2 separate regions of the Homo sapiens genome follow, and region 1 is linked to region 2. A link is a loop called in an ENCODE intact Hi-C map of the cell type or tissue named here. Cell type or tissue: dorsolateral prefrontal cortex. All regions are shown on one strand. Links, peaks and the distances in the headings refer to the core of each region. The heading gives the core; the rest is flanking DNA. Region 1 overlaps PHLPP1 (PH domain and leucine rich repeat protein phosphatase 1). Region 2 overlaps PHLPP1 (PH domain and leucine rich repeat protein phosphatase 1).

What was found. Hi-C counts contacts between places; a loop is a spot of excess contacts. Peaks named below come from ENCODE experiments on the same cell type or tissue, not always from the same donor. Only the 100,000 strongest peaks of a DNase experiment are listed, where the experiment ranks them.
Region 1: a loop joins it to region 2, with 4 times the contacts of the local background. A loop is called at or near these places in 1 of 110 quality-filtered maps.

What each region holds. Positions count from the first base shown.
Region 1 is chr18:62,830,847-62,839,181 of GRCh38, reverse strand. PHLPP1 (PH domain and leucine rich repeat protein phosphatase 1) reads right to left here. Exons shown (of 17, transcript NM_194449.4): 3 at 273-398. Among named protein-coding and RNA genes, the nearest start is that of PHLPP1, 120 kb to the right of the region's middle. In dorsolateral prefrontal cortex, for the core only: no CTCF peak of the experiment used is centred there; no DNase peak of the experiment used is centred there; H3K27ac peaks cover 4,888 bases.
Region 2 is chr18:62,890,502-62,898,836 of GRCh38, reverse strand. It overlaps PHLPP1 (PH domain and leucine rich repeat protein phosphatase 1), which reads right to left. Exons shown (of 17, transcript NM_194449.4): 5 at 3,680-3,826; 6 at 2,826-3,056. Among named protein-coding and RNA genes, the nearest start is that of PHLPP1, 180 kb to the right of the region's middle. RefSeq lists an enhancer at 1-307 and a silencer at 360-419. In dorsolateral prefrontal cortex, for the core only: no CTCF peak of the experiment used is centred there; no DNase peak of the experiment used is centred there; H3K27ac peaks cover 6,625 bases.

The sequences.
Region 1 (8,335 bases), core at 108-8,107, 60 kb after region 2:
TGTTTTTTATCTACAACATTAAGATAGTAATGCCTGTTTACAGACCAATTTATTTTTAAGTATAAACTGGGCAAGTAAAAAACAATTTTTAAAAAGCCACTTTTCAGGCAAAATTAGTTTTTAAAAAACTAAAAATTGCTAATCACTGGCAGTATCTGGGGAGGAAAAAAAAAGTGTGTGTAACTAACCATATTTTAGACCCAGCTAAAGCAGAAAGGAACTTTGTAGCCAGCTAGAAGCTGAGTGGATTCCTGGATTAAGTGCTTGCTTACCTTGGAGACTTGTCGCAGCCACCTTAAGTATTCTGTGAAAGTATCAAAGCAAATGTAGTAAGTCTGGCTTTGGGGTCCAGAGGAGCTAAATGCTAAACAGTGTTGGTGCTTTTTCACTTCTTCTACCTATAAAAGCAAACAGAGAGAAGCAGAAACAAGTCAGACAGCAGAACCACTGATGTATTTCACTAACTATGCCTCTGATCAAGGAGCCTGCATGGATTTGCATGTTTCCCTATATATGTTACTCATTAATGAGAACTAAGTTCCTGCATATGATCACCCAATTTGAATTACAAAGAAACCAAAAAAGGGGGAGTTTTATCTTTACTATATTTCCCCACCACAGTGAAATTCTCCTCTTTCTGTTTAAAATTAGTCCAGACTCCCTTTCTTATTCTTCTAACCTCACAATAGGGTGCTGGGGTTCTTACTTCCTCTTAGAATTTTTACTTAAGATTTTACTTAGGAATTTTTACTTAAGAAGTCTTCAAGCATATTAAATAAGTATTGAAAACATTACTGTTAAACTGAAATTAACCTGTAATAAAACCCTACCATGAGAACTTTCAAGTCCTAATGATGCAGTGAAATACAGTCAAATCAAATTTCCACTCCTTGTAAGTTCTTCACAAGGGGAAAAATACACACCAAAAGTAACATTATACAAACTTCTATGTTTGGAAACTTAATAACAAACTTCTAAACAACTCACAGGTGCAAGGAGAAATTACAACCAAAATCTTAAAACGCTTAGAACTAAATAATTCTAGAAAAACTACATATCAAAATCTGTATGTTGCAATAAAAGAAGATATACAAAGGGAAATTTATATATATATATATTTTTTTCAATTGAACTCGTGTATCTTTTGATAGTCATATTGGAAAAGAAGGTAGAACATTAATTTGCTCGGCATGCACCTTAAGAACTTGGAAGGAAGCCTGGGCGTGGTGGCTCACGCCTGTAATCCCACCACTTTGGGAGGCCGAGGCAGGTGGATCACCTGAGGTCAGGAGTTCGAGACCAGCCTGGTCAACATGGTAAAACCCCTCTCTACTAAAAATACAAAAAAAACCTTACAGCTAGGAGCGGTGGTGGGTGCCTGTAGTCCCAGCTACTGGGGAGGCTGAGGTGGGAGGATCGCTTAAACCCAGGAGGCAGAGGTTGCAGTGAGCTGAGATCCAGCCTGGGTGACAGAGCAAGACTCTGTCTCCAAAAAAAAAAAAAACTTGGAAGGAAAAAAATAAAATCAAACCTCCAAATTGAATAAATCCAAAATTGAAAGAAGGCTATGATAAAAACTAGCAATTGGTGAAATGAAAACCAAATATGTAAGAGAAAACATTAACAAAGCAAAATACTGATTCTTCAAGAAAACTAGTACAATTGATAAATACTCTGGCAAGAAAAATGGATACATCCTCTGGCAAGAAAAAGAGAGCAGAGACACTTATAAATAATATTAACAATTAACAATAAAAAGGGAGACACAGCTACAGATTCGCCAGAGATTAAGAAGAGAATATTATGAACAATTTTGTGACAAATTCTTAGAAAAAATATGTTTTACCAATACTACTAAATAAAGAAAAACCAAAAGCCTAAATAGTCCTATCAGCCAGGTGCAGGCTCACACTTGTAATCCCAGCACTTCGGGAGACCTAGAGGGACAGATCGCTTGAGCCCAGGAGTTGGAGATCAACCTGTGCAACATGGCAAAACCTTATCTCTACAAAAAACAGAAAAACAAAAGTTAGCTGGGTGTGGCAGCGCACACCTTGTAGTCCTATAGCTACTCAGAAGTCTAAAGTGGGGAAATCGCCCAAGCCTGGGGAGGTCAAGGCTATAGTGTGGAGTAACTATACCACTGCACTCCAACCTGTACAATGGAGTAAAATCCAGTGTTAACAAAACAAAACAAAAATTGAATAGTCCTATAACTTTGTTTTTGAGACGGAATTTCACTCCTTGCCCAGGCTGGAGTGCAGTGGTGCAATCTTAGCTCACTGCAAACTCCGCCTTCCGATTGCAAGCGATTCTCCTATCTCAACCTCTTGAGTAGATGGGATTACAGCCTTGGCCTCCCAAAGTGCTGGGATTATAGGCATGAGCCACGCCTGGCCCCTATATAGCCATTTAAAATATAGAAGTTTTTTTTTTTTTTAATGTCTCAAAAAAAATCAGGCCCATATAGCTTTACAGGTAACTTTTACCAAAGTTTCAAAAAATAGATCAATCCAAACTCATGCAAACTCATCCAGCAAACAAAAAAATGAAGGAAAACACCCCAACCCATTCTATGAGGATAGTATAACCAAGACCCACATGAGAACAGTAACAGAAAGGAAACTTACAGGTAACCATGGTCACAAAGATTTATCTTGAACAAAATGTTGCATCAAAATCCAGTAATTTATTTTTATTTATTTATTTATTTATTTATTTATTTATTTATTTATTTATTTATTTATTTTTAGATGGAGTCTCGCTCTGTTGCCCAGGCTGCAGTGCAGTGGCACGATCTCAGCTCACTGCAACCTCTGCCTCCCAGGTTCAAGCGATTCTCCTGCCTCAGCCTCCCAAGTAACTGGGATTACAGGCGCCTGCCACTGCGCCACCAATTTTTGTATTTTTAGTAAAGACAGGGTTTCACCATCTTGGCCAGTCTGGTCTTGAACTCCTGACCTCGTGATCAACCCGCCTCAGCCTCTCAAGTGCTGGGATTACAGACATCAGCCACCATTCCCAGCCTTTTAATTAATTAATTTATTTATTTATTTTAGAAAACCCAGTAATTTAAAAATATATATATGTATCAAGAACAAGGCCGGGCACGGTGGCTCACCCCTATAATCCCAATACTTTGGAAGGCTGAGGCAGGCGAATCATTTGAGGTCAGGAGTTTGAGACCAGCCTGGCCAACATGGTGAAACCCCACTTCTACTAAAAATACAAAAATTAGTCGGGCGTGGTGGTGCATGCCTGTAATCCCAGGTACTCAGGAGGCTGAGGCAGGAGAATCGCTTGAACCCGGGAGGTGGAGGATGCAGTGAGCTGATATTGTGCCAGTGTGCTCCAGCCTGGGCAACACAGCAAGACTCCGCCTCAAAAAAAAAAAAAAAAAAAAAAGAACCAGTTGAATTTACCTCAGATAAAGAAAGACAGTTTAACGTAATTAGAACTATAAAACCATTAATCACATTAACGGATTAAAGACACCCATACTATTAACCCCACAGTTGCAGAAAAAGCTGTTAGTAACTTCATTCAGGCTGAAATGAAGAATAAAAATTCTCAGCAAACTCAGAAAATAAAAACTCACTTAAACTGACCAAGGGTATTTATCAAACATCTAAAGCAAACTTCAATGTTAATGATGAGATATCATTCTCAAGATCATTGATAAGGAGCCAGGTGCGGTGGCTCACACCTGTAATCCCAGCACTTTAGGAGGCCGAGGCAGGGGGGTCACCTGAGGTCAGAAGACCAGCCTGGTCAACATGATGAAACCCAGTCTCTACTAAAAATACAAAAATTAGCTGTGTGTGGTGGCATGCGCCTGTAGTCCCAGCTACTCGGGAGGCTGAGGCAGGAGAATGGCTTGAACCCGGGAGACAGAGGTTGCAGTGAACCAAGAATGCACCACTGCACTCCAGCCTGCGTGACAAGAGACAGACTCTGTCTCAAAAAAAAAAAGGAAAAAAAAAAGGATCATTGATAAGTATCTACTGTTTCTATTCAACACTGTACTAGATCTTCCTGCCCGTAACAGTAAGACAAAGAAAAGGAAGAAACCTGTCATCATTTGAATATTATATGATTAACTATACAGTAAACAAAAAAACCTACAGGCATCATATTAGAATAAACCAGAACATTTAGCAAGACGATAAATCAATACTCAAGATCAATACTCAAAAACCAACTGTGTTTCTATAAACCAAACAGAAAATACGATTTTTTAAAAAATGCTGTGTAAACAAATTGACAGATATCAAGCAAAAGGTTTCTTAGGGATGGAGAGGAGTGGGAGAGGGTGGGAGGAAAGGAAAATAAAAGGGTGGGAGGAAAGGAGAACAAAGGGACACGAGGAAACTTCTGGGAATAATGAACATGGTCACTATCCTGGTTGCCGTGATGGTTTAATGGGGGTATACAGCTATCAAATTGTGTTAACTGGAGTGTACAGTTATAAAACTGAAATGTGCAGTTTATTGTTGTCAATTACACGTCAGTAAAGTGTTGGTGAAGATGTGGAGAAACAACACTTGTACACTGATGTGAATGCAAAATGGTACATCGACCCTGAAAAACAACTTGGTATCATCTTGCGAAAGTAGATGTGTGTATGTCCCAGAGCCCAGTAACCGAGCTCCAAAGTGTATACCCAACAGTAGTATTTCTCAAGGAGATCATTATAGGAATTGTGGATTGAATAGTTCTTCATTGTCCCCTATGCAGAACTCTCTAATACTTTGCACAATATTTTAAACTCTCGCCTCTGCCTTTAAATGCCAAGAGTGTCCCCTGCAGCAAAGATAATGTTATTCACCAATCACTCTATCTACTCCACATTTCTCAGACCCCTTGCAATTAAGGTGGAGCGATGTGACTAGTTCTGGCCAATGAGCCACAGAGAGAAGTGGCATGTGTCACTTCTGCATCCAAACATACAAGGCCCATGAATGATGCTCCAATTACCTCTTCCCTTGCCAAAACAACAAAGGGAAGTATAAAAGAGCCAAGACTTCATCAGGCTGGGTCCCTGAACAACTGTGTGACAAAAGAAACGCCCACCCCCCAACCCCACTGACCCACAACAGACAATGTGAGAAATAACTGTTATGACAAGTCACTAAGATTGGGGGGAAAAGAGGGGTGTTACCAGGGCATTACTTATGCTTATATTAACTGATAATGTTCACTGTTCAATCATCTGACCATCAAAACATTCCTACATATAACCAAATGTCCCTTCAGCATAGTAACTCCACTCGCAAACTACTGTCTTAGAAAAGGTACTTGCATACCAGGAGGCATATCAACATGAGACTATAGCAGCAGCACTGTTGTTATTATAACAACAACAAACTGAAAGCAACCCAAATGTCCATCAGCAGGAAAATTACTTAAGGAATTATGAAAATTGTGGAATGTTTACAGTAGACATTATAGAGAAATGAAAACCACATAAGTAACATGTAATCTTATTATGAAACATTGTATTAGGTGAATAAATTCAATTACAGAAGACCACAGCAATTTATCACTTTTATACACATCAAAAACAAGCAAAATATAGATACACGGTAAAACTTATTTCAAAAAAGGAAAAAATGAGGAATATACATTCTAGGACAGTGAATCCTTCTAGGGCTAGGGGAGGCAATGAGATATATGTAAAGAGAACACAGGTAGAAGAAACTCTGGTATTGATATCCCCACAGTTCCTAAATTCAGTAGTGGCTGACAATTCTTCAATTTATTATACTTCATAATTTAACAAATATTAATTAAAATACAGTATTATCTGGCCAGGCGTGGTGGCTCACGCCTGTAATCCCAGCACTATGGGAGGCCGAAGCAGGCGGATCACTTGAGATCAGGAGTTCAAGACCAGCCTGGCCAACACGGTGAAACCCTGTCTCTACTAAAAGTACAAAAATTGGCCGGGCATGGTGGTGTGCACCTGCAGTCCCAGCTACTCAGGAGGCTGAGGCAGGAGAATCGCTTGAACCCGGGAGGCAGAGAGTGCAGTGACCCAAGATCGCACCACTGCACTCCAGCCTGGATGACAAAGCAAGACTGTCTTTTTAAAAAAATAATAATAATACATTATTTAAAAATCTATGTTAAATTCTATAGGACAAGTTAAATACAACATTAAAACTGCATAATATAAATGTATCTATTAAATACTCTTTCAATAACTAAATTTTGAGAGTTTTATTTAACAGCAAAGCCATATATGTAAAGTAATGACCATGCTCACGTGGTATGAAACCACAGCAATTCTAACTAGGTTATGACCAATCTATCTCACACCTTATTTCTAAATCTATAGCTCTTCTATATCTAAATTAAAAAGAAAAAATAAAACTCCTTTCATTCATACTCTCAGTTTTTTCTTTAACAATAGAACAGGATAAAAAAAAACAACAACAGACAAAAATTAATGAAAGCTCAAATTGCAAGAAATCAATTATTTTTCCCTAACTCAGTCAACAGATATTAAAGACTCAATTTTTCAATGTAGTCAATTATTTTTTAAAGGCATAGTATAAAACAGGTTTTACAAGTTTTGCTTGTGAAAAGAGGAAGCTATTAACTTTCAATTCACTCAGTGGTAGAAGACCATCCAGTAACAGACCTGGGAAACAGGACAAGACTCTAGTACTGAATGAAAATGCTAATTATAACCGGATCTGCTGACCTTATCTGAACATTCCATGTGCTTTCCTGCCTCTGCCTCTATAAGCATAATAATCTTTCTGACCATCTCCTTCACATGTCAAAAGACTTTTCATCCTTCAAATTCTATCATAATTGCTACCTTTCATTACAAAATTCCCTCTTACCCGAAAAAATGTAATCTCTCCTTCCATTAATCCCCCACAGTACCTTCCTGCATCTTTCTTACAACAGATATCATTGTGCCTACTTCATCTTCTGATACAAAATCATAAGCTCTTCAAAGGCAGGCAGGGTTATTTAGCTATGTTAGTATTTCTGGGGTGCCAAGCACAGTGCCTTCCCCAAAGAGGATACTGAATAGTTATATTAGATTTGCCTATGCAAACACCCAGCATCACAAAGAGAGAGACTGTTGACCTAACAAAGTATCAAACATTAAATATGCATTTTTAATAACCTATAGTGGTAATACAGATGAGTATTTTTTCAGTAATCCATCCATCCACAGGGCAAAATCTTAGTATATCAGTCACTAACTCTTCAATGCTCCGACAAAAGTTAAGCAGCATTGGTTTCAAAATGAACGACTAAAATCAATCTAAACGCATCTTGCACAGCCTGACCAAAACCTATTTTTGAAAATGATCAAGTATTAGCCTTCTTGAAACTAGAATAGAGAGGAAAAAACTAACATAGGCTATTTATTCATAAGGAAAGACTACAAGAATGTGCTTGCTACACAGCAGTGAGCAACAAAACCATTTATTACCATACACATGTGGTCTTACTTCCTTCACTTACAACCCTTGAAACAGATCAGACATTTAGACAACCAATTAACAAATGGTTTACTTAGGCCAGGCACAGTGGCTCATGCCTGTAATCTCAGCACTCTGGGAGGCCAAAGTGGGTGAATCACGAGGTCAGGAGATCAAGACCATCCTGGCTAACATGGTGAAACCCTGTCTCTACTAAAAATACAAAAAATTAGCTGGATATGGTGTCATGCGCCTGTAGTCCCAGCTACTTGGGAGGCTGAGGCAGGAGAATCACTTGAACCCGGGAGGCAGAGGTTGCAGTGAGCTGGGATTGCACCACCACACTCCAGCCTGGGAAACAGAGCAAGACTCCATCTCAAAAAAAAAAAAAGAAAAAGAAAAAGAAAATATTTGCTCAATGTGCCCCCAATGACCCATTTTCTCATCCAAATCCTAATTTCCATTTATTAACATATCACTTAAAAATCAAGAAATACTGACCTATAAGTATGGTGATGCTACCCTTACCAATGCTTGGGACTTTATAAATAACTCTGACAAAGAAAATAATGTAACATTTCCCCAAGTAATCTGGTTCTATTTTATAAATAATAGCAATAAAATAGTTAACATACCCAAAGCAAAGAAATCAGTAATGTCAAAAATATATCCGTTGCATCACATTTTCTCCGAAATGAGAAACATTTAAGATTCAAAATTTATAACTAGGCACTTAATAAACTAAAAATGCTAACCCCACTGATCACTAAACACAGATAGGGGAAAATGTGGTCAAAGACTTAAGCACTATAGACTCAAACCCTCCGCATGTGTCAATGTTTCTAAATTCACGAAATTAAGGATGAGTATACTCTACTAGAAAATGT
Region 2 (8,335 bases), core at 69-8,068:
ACAAGAAATTCCGTCTCAAAAAATAATAATAATAATAATAAATAAAACAAAATAAAAAAAACTAGTTGATTCCCTGTACAGCAAGAATCAACTCGTAATGCAGTTGGATATTGTGGCAATGTCAAATCATTATATGTTACTAAAATATTAGTCTTAACTTCTGTACACATCTCATTGTGGAAAAGTAGCAAATAGTTAACTTGCCACCACAGGTTGGAGGCCCACACATGAGCAGCTCAGAGATAGAGCCTCATCCTCAAATGACTCACATACCAGTGGGCTGAAACCAAATATGAGGGCTTGAGTACCTTGAACTAGAGAACCGCAGGCTCTGAGCAAAATTGTGCTTGCTTGGGAGGCTGCACAATGGAAGCAAATGGCTCAGGTAGAAGACAACAGTCACAGTGAGAAGAAAAAGGAAGGGATAAAAGACAGAAACTCATGTAAAAGAAGAGCTGACAGAATCAGCCAAGAGTTGTGTGTCTGGAAAACCAATGAGGTGGTGTTGCTATCAGCAAAAAAAGAAATCCATGAGAAAGAATTGGTTGAGTAAGAAAGACACTGAACTCTGTTTTACATGTATTTGGTTAAATGTGTGAATAGGGAAAACCAAGAAGTTATCCAGCTGGCAGCTTAAGTGGAACTGGTCTCAAGAAGTCAAAGAAGGAATAGGGAAAGACTGGGGAATGATTAACATCAAGATGAAAGGTGAAAATGAAGCCTGAGAGTATATGCAACCCCCAAGGCAGAAAACATGGATAGAAAGAGAACTGACCAAGAAGTAACAGCCACACTTTGTACAAAGAGGAGAAAGAGGAGAAGGGAGGAGGAATTATTAATGATGCCACAGAAGAAATAATATCAAACTCAAACAACATCAATGCAAAGAAAAAAATAATCAATCTGATGTACCATTTCCATTTAAAGGGAAAAAAAATTGAATAAAAGTGGCCCTTTACTTAGAGAAACTAAGCAAGACTCTCCTTAAATTACTCCACTAGCTTTGATTTTAAGTATTAAGGCAGAATTAGGCTGGGTGTGGTGGCTCATGTCTGTAATTCCAGCACTTTGAGAGGTCGAGGCAGGTGGATCACTTGAGGTCAGGAGTTCAAGACCAGTCTGGCCAATATGGTGAACCCCTGTCTTCAGTAAAAATACAAAAACTAGCCAGGTGTGGTGGCGGGCACTTGTAATCCCAGCTACTCGGGAGGTTGAGGGAGGAGAATCTCTTGAACCCAGGAGGTGGAGGTTGCAGTGAGCTGAGATCATGCCACTGCACTCCAGCCTGGGCGACAGACAGATACTCTATCTCTGAAAACAGAAGCAAAAACAAAAACAATAAACAACAAATAAAGTATTAAGGCAGAATTAGAACAAACCTATCTGATTTTCCCCTCCTCAGCTCAGGAGCCAGGAAGGAAGCAGTTACTCATGGTCATGCAACATTTACAGAGTGTCTAATGTCTATTCTGGTATTTAAATATCCTGTAGGTGATGTCATCTAAAAACTCAAGTTAGAACTATGAATCTGAAGAATTTATAAAGCTCTTACTAAGATTTATTACTTCCAGACATTTCAGATTGATCTTATGTGTAAGCTAATTCAGATCAAGAAAAATGATGTCTCCCTACATGTACCAGGTAACTCAGAAATCATCTCATTCTTACTACCTGAGGTCAGTGCAAGCCATTGTCCTTGGCTCTAATGAAGTTCTACCACTGGTGGATGAATAAAATAGGGCTCAAATTCTGGAATATGAGGGTTTTCTAAATACAAGGAACTCAAGAGGCAAATAATGTTAACAATTTAGAAAGCAAGTTAACAAAGTGTTTAGAGTTCCTTATCTTGTCACATTCCAAGAAATTCTCAAAAATCAGATAAATTATAACCACTTTTACCTCCAAATTAAGAATTTTATATCTGCAAATTGCTAATACTTCCCTAGGAGGGACAGGTCTGATTCCTTTATTCTGAGGAAAGGTGAAGCCAAGCAATTCTTTATGGGACTGGAATGTATAGGTTTCCTAGGCTGAACCATATGAAAGGAGAAGAAAGGGGAGCAAAAGGTGATGCTCCTTTACACTGATGAAACTGAACATGCCTGAGTACTTGGGAGGCTGAGGCAGGAAGATCACCTGAGCCCAGGAGTTTGAGGCTGCAGTGAGCTCTGAGCACATCATTACACTCCAGGCCGGGCAAGAGAGCAAGGCCCCATCTCTTTAAAAACAACAACAAAAAACAGGACGGGCATGGTGGCTCATGCCTGTAATCCCAGCACTTTGGGAGGCCGAGGCGGGTGGATCACGAGGTCAGGAGATCGAGACCATCCTGGCTACTAACACAGTGAAACTTCGTCTCTACTAAAAATACAAAAAAATTAGCCAGGCATGGTGGTGGGTGCCTGTAGTCCCAGCTACTAGGGAGGCTGAGACAGGAGAATGGCATGAACCTGGCAGGCGGAGCTTGCAGTAAGCCGAGATCAGGCCACCGCACTCCAGCCTGGGCGACAGAGCGAGACTTTGACTCAAAAAAAAAAAAAACAAGAACAACAAAAAAAACAAAAACCAACAACAACAACAAAAAACAGCTCTCTCACTCAACTGGGTTCCAATCTGCAAAACAAAGACCTTCAAGACATACATCAGTGAGAGTTTCCAGTAATAGCAAACCCTACTATTAATCATAATTCTTCCCTCTAGGCAGAAATAGAAAAACGGGCCCACATTCAATTACCCAGCTTGTTTGCCTTGGTTAATAACCTACTCCCCACCCCTGCAATATAAGCCAGCCACTCAAATGAGATCTATTTCTCAAAAATGGTTACCTTAGATCCACATGTTTAATGTGAGGCATTTTTCTTAAAGCCTGTAGCCTAAGGGTCTCCACACAGTTTCCAGACATACAAAGTTTATCCACAGCAGTCAATTTCTCCAATACTTCGGGAATGTCAGTAAATTCATTGAAAGAAAGACCCAGATAACTAAGCTGCTTCATGTTCTCCAACTCAGCAGGAAGGGATTGGAGAAAGTTTCCATCCAACAAAAATGTCTGTAAGCTATTAGAGAAAACATAAGAATTACAAAGAGAACATATAAATTTTACATCTTTATTATCAACATACAAGTTCCATAAGTGTAGACCGTATTACCAGAAAATGTATTATTCTTCGCAAAATGCCTAAGGGCAGGGCCTGAGGCAATAATGGACCAAAGAGAAATAATCAGAGATAAGCATCTTAATCTTTTATTGAAAATGAAAATCATGACTAGTTTTCCCAATTTGAATAGGCTTAAATGGGAGCAATGTGAGCTAACTGTGATATGAATTGATTCAGATATCCTTTGGGCTTTCCTTGTTATTTCTTAAAATTAATTTCTAAGTCTTAAAATTCAATATAACTCAGAAAAATGAGAACATAACCCACATTCCATGTTTAGACATACTCATCTGTAGGGATCTTCAGTTCTAAACAAGAATATTTAATTTTTTTACAAGACTGTAAGGAGTACAAATCCAACATATGAACTCCATACGGACTACATAGTCCCTGATCTCTTGATTTGGGGCCAAGACTTACATGAGCAACATAACAAGTTAACTAATCTCATGTGCCACACCCCCAATGCAGCTTCCCTGGGGCTTCTGGATATACCCGCCAGTGGGGTTTGAAGTACACACTTGTGCATCACTCCAACGGCTGCCGGGACTGATCGCAGGGCATTGCAGGACACGTTCAGCTCTGCCAGGGTTGGAATACTGCAGACTGCCAGTGGGAAGTCCCCTAAATGATTATTGGAAAGGTTAAGACTCTTCAACTTGGTGAACCTATTACAATAAAGCAAAACAAAAGGGAAAAAAGAGACAAATGTCATTAACATCATAATTTTAGCATAGCCTAAGAGATAATCTAGCCCAACTCCCAAATTCAACTAAAGAGGAAATGGGGGCCCCAGAGAGGTTAAGGAGCAGCAGCACTGGAATGCACATCTGCTGACTCTAAGGCCAGTGTTTTACCTAAAATGTAAACATTCTATCTAAAAACAAACTTTTCCCTCTAAAATAAGGTTGAATATTTCAGGAAGTGAATTCTGCTGGAGAAAGCTTTCTAGCAGTATCTCAATTAGCTTAATTAACACAGTGTAAATGGCCCCAGTGAAGGAGGAAAGGGACCAGGCAGAGCTGGCGTTAGCCCTTCTGGAGTCGGTGCTGTTTCAGACAAGTCAAAAACTCCTGTTTCATGTTTCTCAAACCCAAAACTGAAATAATAAAAACTTATCAAAACAATACTCTCTCTAAGGTAACCAGGACTTCGCAGTTCCAAATTTAAGAACCAATTATCAGCTGGGCCTGGTGGCTCAGGCCTGTAATCCTAGCACTTTGAGAAGCCGAGATGAGTGGATCACTTGAGGCCAGAAGTTTGGGACCAGCCTGGCCAACATGGTGAAACCCCATCTCTACCAAAAACACAAAAAATTAGCCGGGCCTGGTGGTGCACCCCTGTAATCCCAGCTACTCAGGAGGCTGAGGCACAAGAATCACTTGAACCTGGGAGGTGGAGGTTGCAGTGAGCTGAGATTGCACTCCTGGAATGTAGCCTGGGCGACAGAGTGACACTCTATCTCAAAAAAGAACCAATTATCATTCGTCGATCTCAATACAGTACTTGATTGATGCTGCTGACCACACACCCTTCTTCTTAGCTCTCTTAAGCCCTCTTCTCATGTATTACCTTCCTTTTCTTCATCTTTTCTTCCCCAACCCAAATTGAAGTAATCTTCATAGATAGGTTTTTTAGCAGTTTCATGCTCTCTCTACACTGTTTTCCTTGGAAATGTTTTGACTCCTATGTGAGCAATTATCTCAGTCCTATCACATGCTGGCTCCTCTCCTGAGCTACCCCACATTTCCAGCCCCAAACTGAACTTACCATCTTTATTCCAAACTGGCACTTCTTTTTCCTCTATTTTTGTTAATAGCCCTTTCATTTTCACAGTTGCCCAAGCAACTTAAGCAATTAAAGAAGCTATCTTTAATTTTTTACTTCTCTGTGCACTCTTACATTTGGCCTATCAACGACCTCTACACCATCTCTAAGTAAGATAAGAATCATATTAGTGACTGCGTTATGCTAACTCCTTTAAAAACCGCCCACGTCTAATCCTAGACAGTATGCACTCTGCCTAGAAGAGACACACACACTCTAAAAATAAACACAATTCAACCCAATCAGTATATGTTAAGCTGTATTCTAAATAGTTAAATAAAAGTTGATTCTAAATGGAAAGCTGACCATGTACCTATTTGACAGGTTGAGTGTTACCTTGATTTTTAAATAATACCTGTTTACTTGGATGGCTGAGTATAATAGACTTAATTGTATTTTAAATTTAAAAAAAATCACTTAGGGAAGAATTATTCCTAAATCTGGATAATCGTTTTTAAACTGTTTTATATTAGGGCCGTTAGGCCTTCTTAAAGAATGCTTATCCTCAGCCAGGTGCAGTGGCTCATACCTGTAATCCCAGCACTTTGGGAGGCCGAGGTGGGCAGATCACCTGAGGTCAGGAGTTCAAGACCAGCCTGGCCAACATGATGAAACTTTGTCTCTACTAAAAATACAAAAAAAATTAGCCAGCCATGTTGGTGGGCACCTGTAGTCCCAGCTATGCTGGAGGCTGAGGCACAAGAATTGCTTGAACCCGGGAGACAGAGGTTGTGGTGAACCGAGATCACGCCTCTGCACTCCAGCCTGGGCGATAGAGCGAGACTCTGCCTCAAAAAAAAAAAAAAGCCTATCCACTATTCTGATTATTTATAATCACTGCAAAACACAAGCTAGAATTACAGAGCCTCTTATTCCTAGTCCAGTGATTCTAAAAGCATGCTTGGGGGACCCCAGAGGAGGTACCCGAGACCCTTTCAGAAGATCCACATGGTCAAACTTTTTTTTTTTTTTTTTTGAGATGGAGTCTTGCTCTGTCGCCCAGGCTGGAGTGCAGTGGTGCGATCTCGGCTCACTGCAAGCTCCGCCTCCTGGGTTCACGCTGTTCTCCTGCCTCAGCCTCCCAAGTAGTTGGGACTACAGGCACCCGCCACCATGCCTGGCTAATTTTTTGTATTTTTATTAGAGACGGGGTTTCACCATGTTGGCCAGGATGGTCTCGATCTCCTGGCCTCGTGATCCGCCCGCCTCAGCCTCTCAAAGTGCTGGGATTACAGGCGTGAGCCACCGCACCTGGCTGTTCAAACTATTTTTATAACAATACTAAGATGTTACTTGCTTTGTGCCACTTTCTTCCGCACACCTAACTGTCACTCTCATATTTCAGTGGAGACTTCCAGACAGTACCTGCTTTTGTAATAGCATACCTGATGGAATACAGAAAGAGATATGAGAATCCAGCCAGATATTAAAAGATTCACCAAAATAGAAGACAACGACACTCTGGCCGGGTGTGGTGACTCACGCCTGTAATCCCAGCACTTCGGGAGGCTGAGGCCGGTGGATCACCTGAAGTCAGGAGTTCGAGACCAGCCTGGCCAACATGGTGAAACCCTGTCTCTACTAAAAATACAAAAATTAGCTGGGCGTGGTGGTGTGCACCTGTAGTCCCAGCTACTCAGGAGGCTGAGGCAGGAGAATCGCTTGAACCTGGGAGGCGGAGGTCACAGTGAGCCGAGATCGTGCCATTGCATTCCAGCCTGGGTGACAGGAGCAAAACTCCGTAAAAAAAAAAAAAAAAAAAAAAAAAAGAAAGAAAGAAAGAAAAGAAAGAAAATGAAAAGAAAACAATGACACTTTTCTTACTATTTTTGTTTTGAAAAACTGTTTTTTCATTTAAAAAGTTACTAAAAACATCATTTATGTTAATATGCTTTATTACTGTCTAAATGAATTAATATACATTAAAATATTTCTTTCTTTTTTTTTTTTTTTTTTTTTTTTTGAGAAAGGGTCTCTATCGACAAGGCTGGAATGCAGTGGTGGGATCATGGGTCACTGCAGCCTCAACCTCCTGGGCTCAGATGATCCTCCCACCTCAGCCTCCTGAGTAGCTGGGACTACAGGCACGCACCACCAAACCCAGCTAATTTTTTTTTTTTTTTTTGTAGAGACGAAGTTTTGCCATTTTGCCCAGGCTGGTCCTGAACTCCTGGGCTCAAGCAATCTGCCTGTCTTGGCCTCCCAAAGTGTTAGAACTAAAGGCATGAGTCATCGTGCCTACCCTAAAATATTTCTTTTCTTTTTTTGAGACGGAGTCTAGCTCTGTCATCTAGGCTGGAGTGCAGTGGCGTGATCTCGGCTCACTGCAACCTCCACCTCCTGGGTTGCAATTCTCCTGCCTCAGCCTCCCAGGTAGCTGGGATTACAGGTGCCGAGAACCACATTTGGCTGATTTTTGTATTTTTAGTAGAGACAGGGTTTCACTATGTTGGCCAGGCTGGTCTCGAACTCCTGACCTCAGGTGATCCGCCCGCCTTGGCCTCCCAAACTGTTGGGATTACAGGCGTAAGCCACTGCACCCAGCCTATATTTCTTAGTTAAATTTATAATTCAGCAAATATCGATATATATAATTGACATAAATAAATGTTGCTTAAGGTCCTCAATATTTGAGAGCAAAGAAGTCCTGAAATAAGATTGCCATATGAAACACAGTACATCCAGTTAAATTTAAATTTCAGATAAACAATAAATATTTTTAATAGTATGTCCCAAACATTGCATCATGGGGCACACTTACACTGAAAAAAGTTATTCAATGTTTATATGAAATTCAAATTTAACTGGTGCTTCCTCCCCTATCCCCTAACCTAAATCTGGCAACTCTATCTGATATAAAATGTTTATCCTAGGCATCACAGATGAAACTGCTGCTCTAGTACAAACAAAAACAGCATTCCACTTTCTAGATATTTTTCCCCATTTGAGAGAATGGGCCAGTTTTAAAATTTGCATCCAATTAAATTAACTTAAAAAAAAGTTCCTCTAGGAAGAAAAAAAATCCACTAGACATTATCCAACATAATAGAGCACGTGAACTTTTCAAAGTGGGGAACAGAAAGGCTGCAGAGCTAGTAATTACTCAAGATGAGAAATGAAAGCATTGGCTTTTGGAAAAGTATAGGTCAATAATGTGGCGGGGCGGTGGTGTTTAATTCATTTGTGCAAACAAATTTACTAGGATGATATCACTCCTGAGGATAAAGGAAAGCAGCAATACGCTGAATGAGGAAAATGCAGTTAACAAGTTTTAAATGGAAAAGAAGGCTTGGCGGAGTGGCTCACGCCTGTAATCCCAGCACTTTGGGAGGCTGAGGCGGGTGGATCAC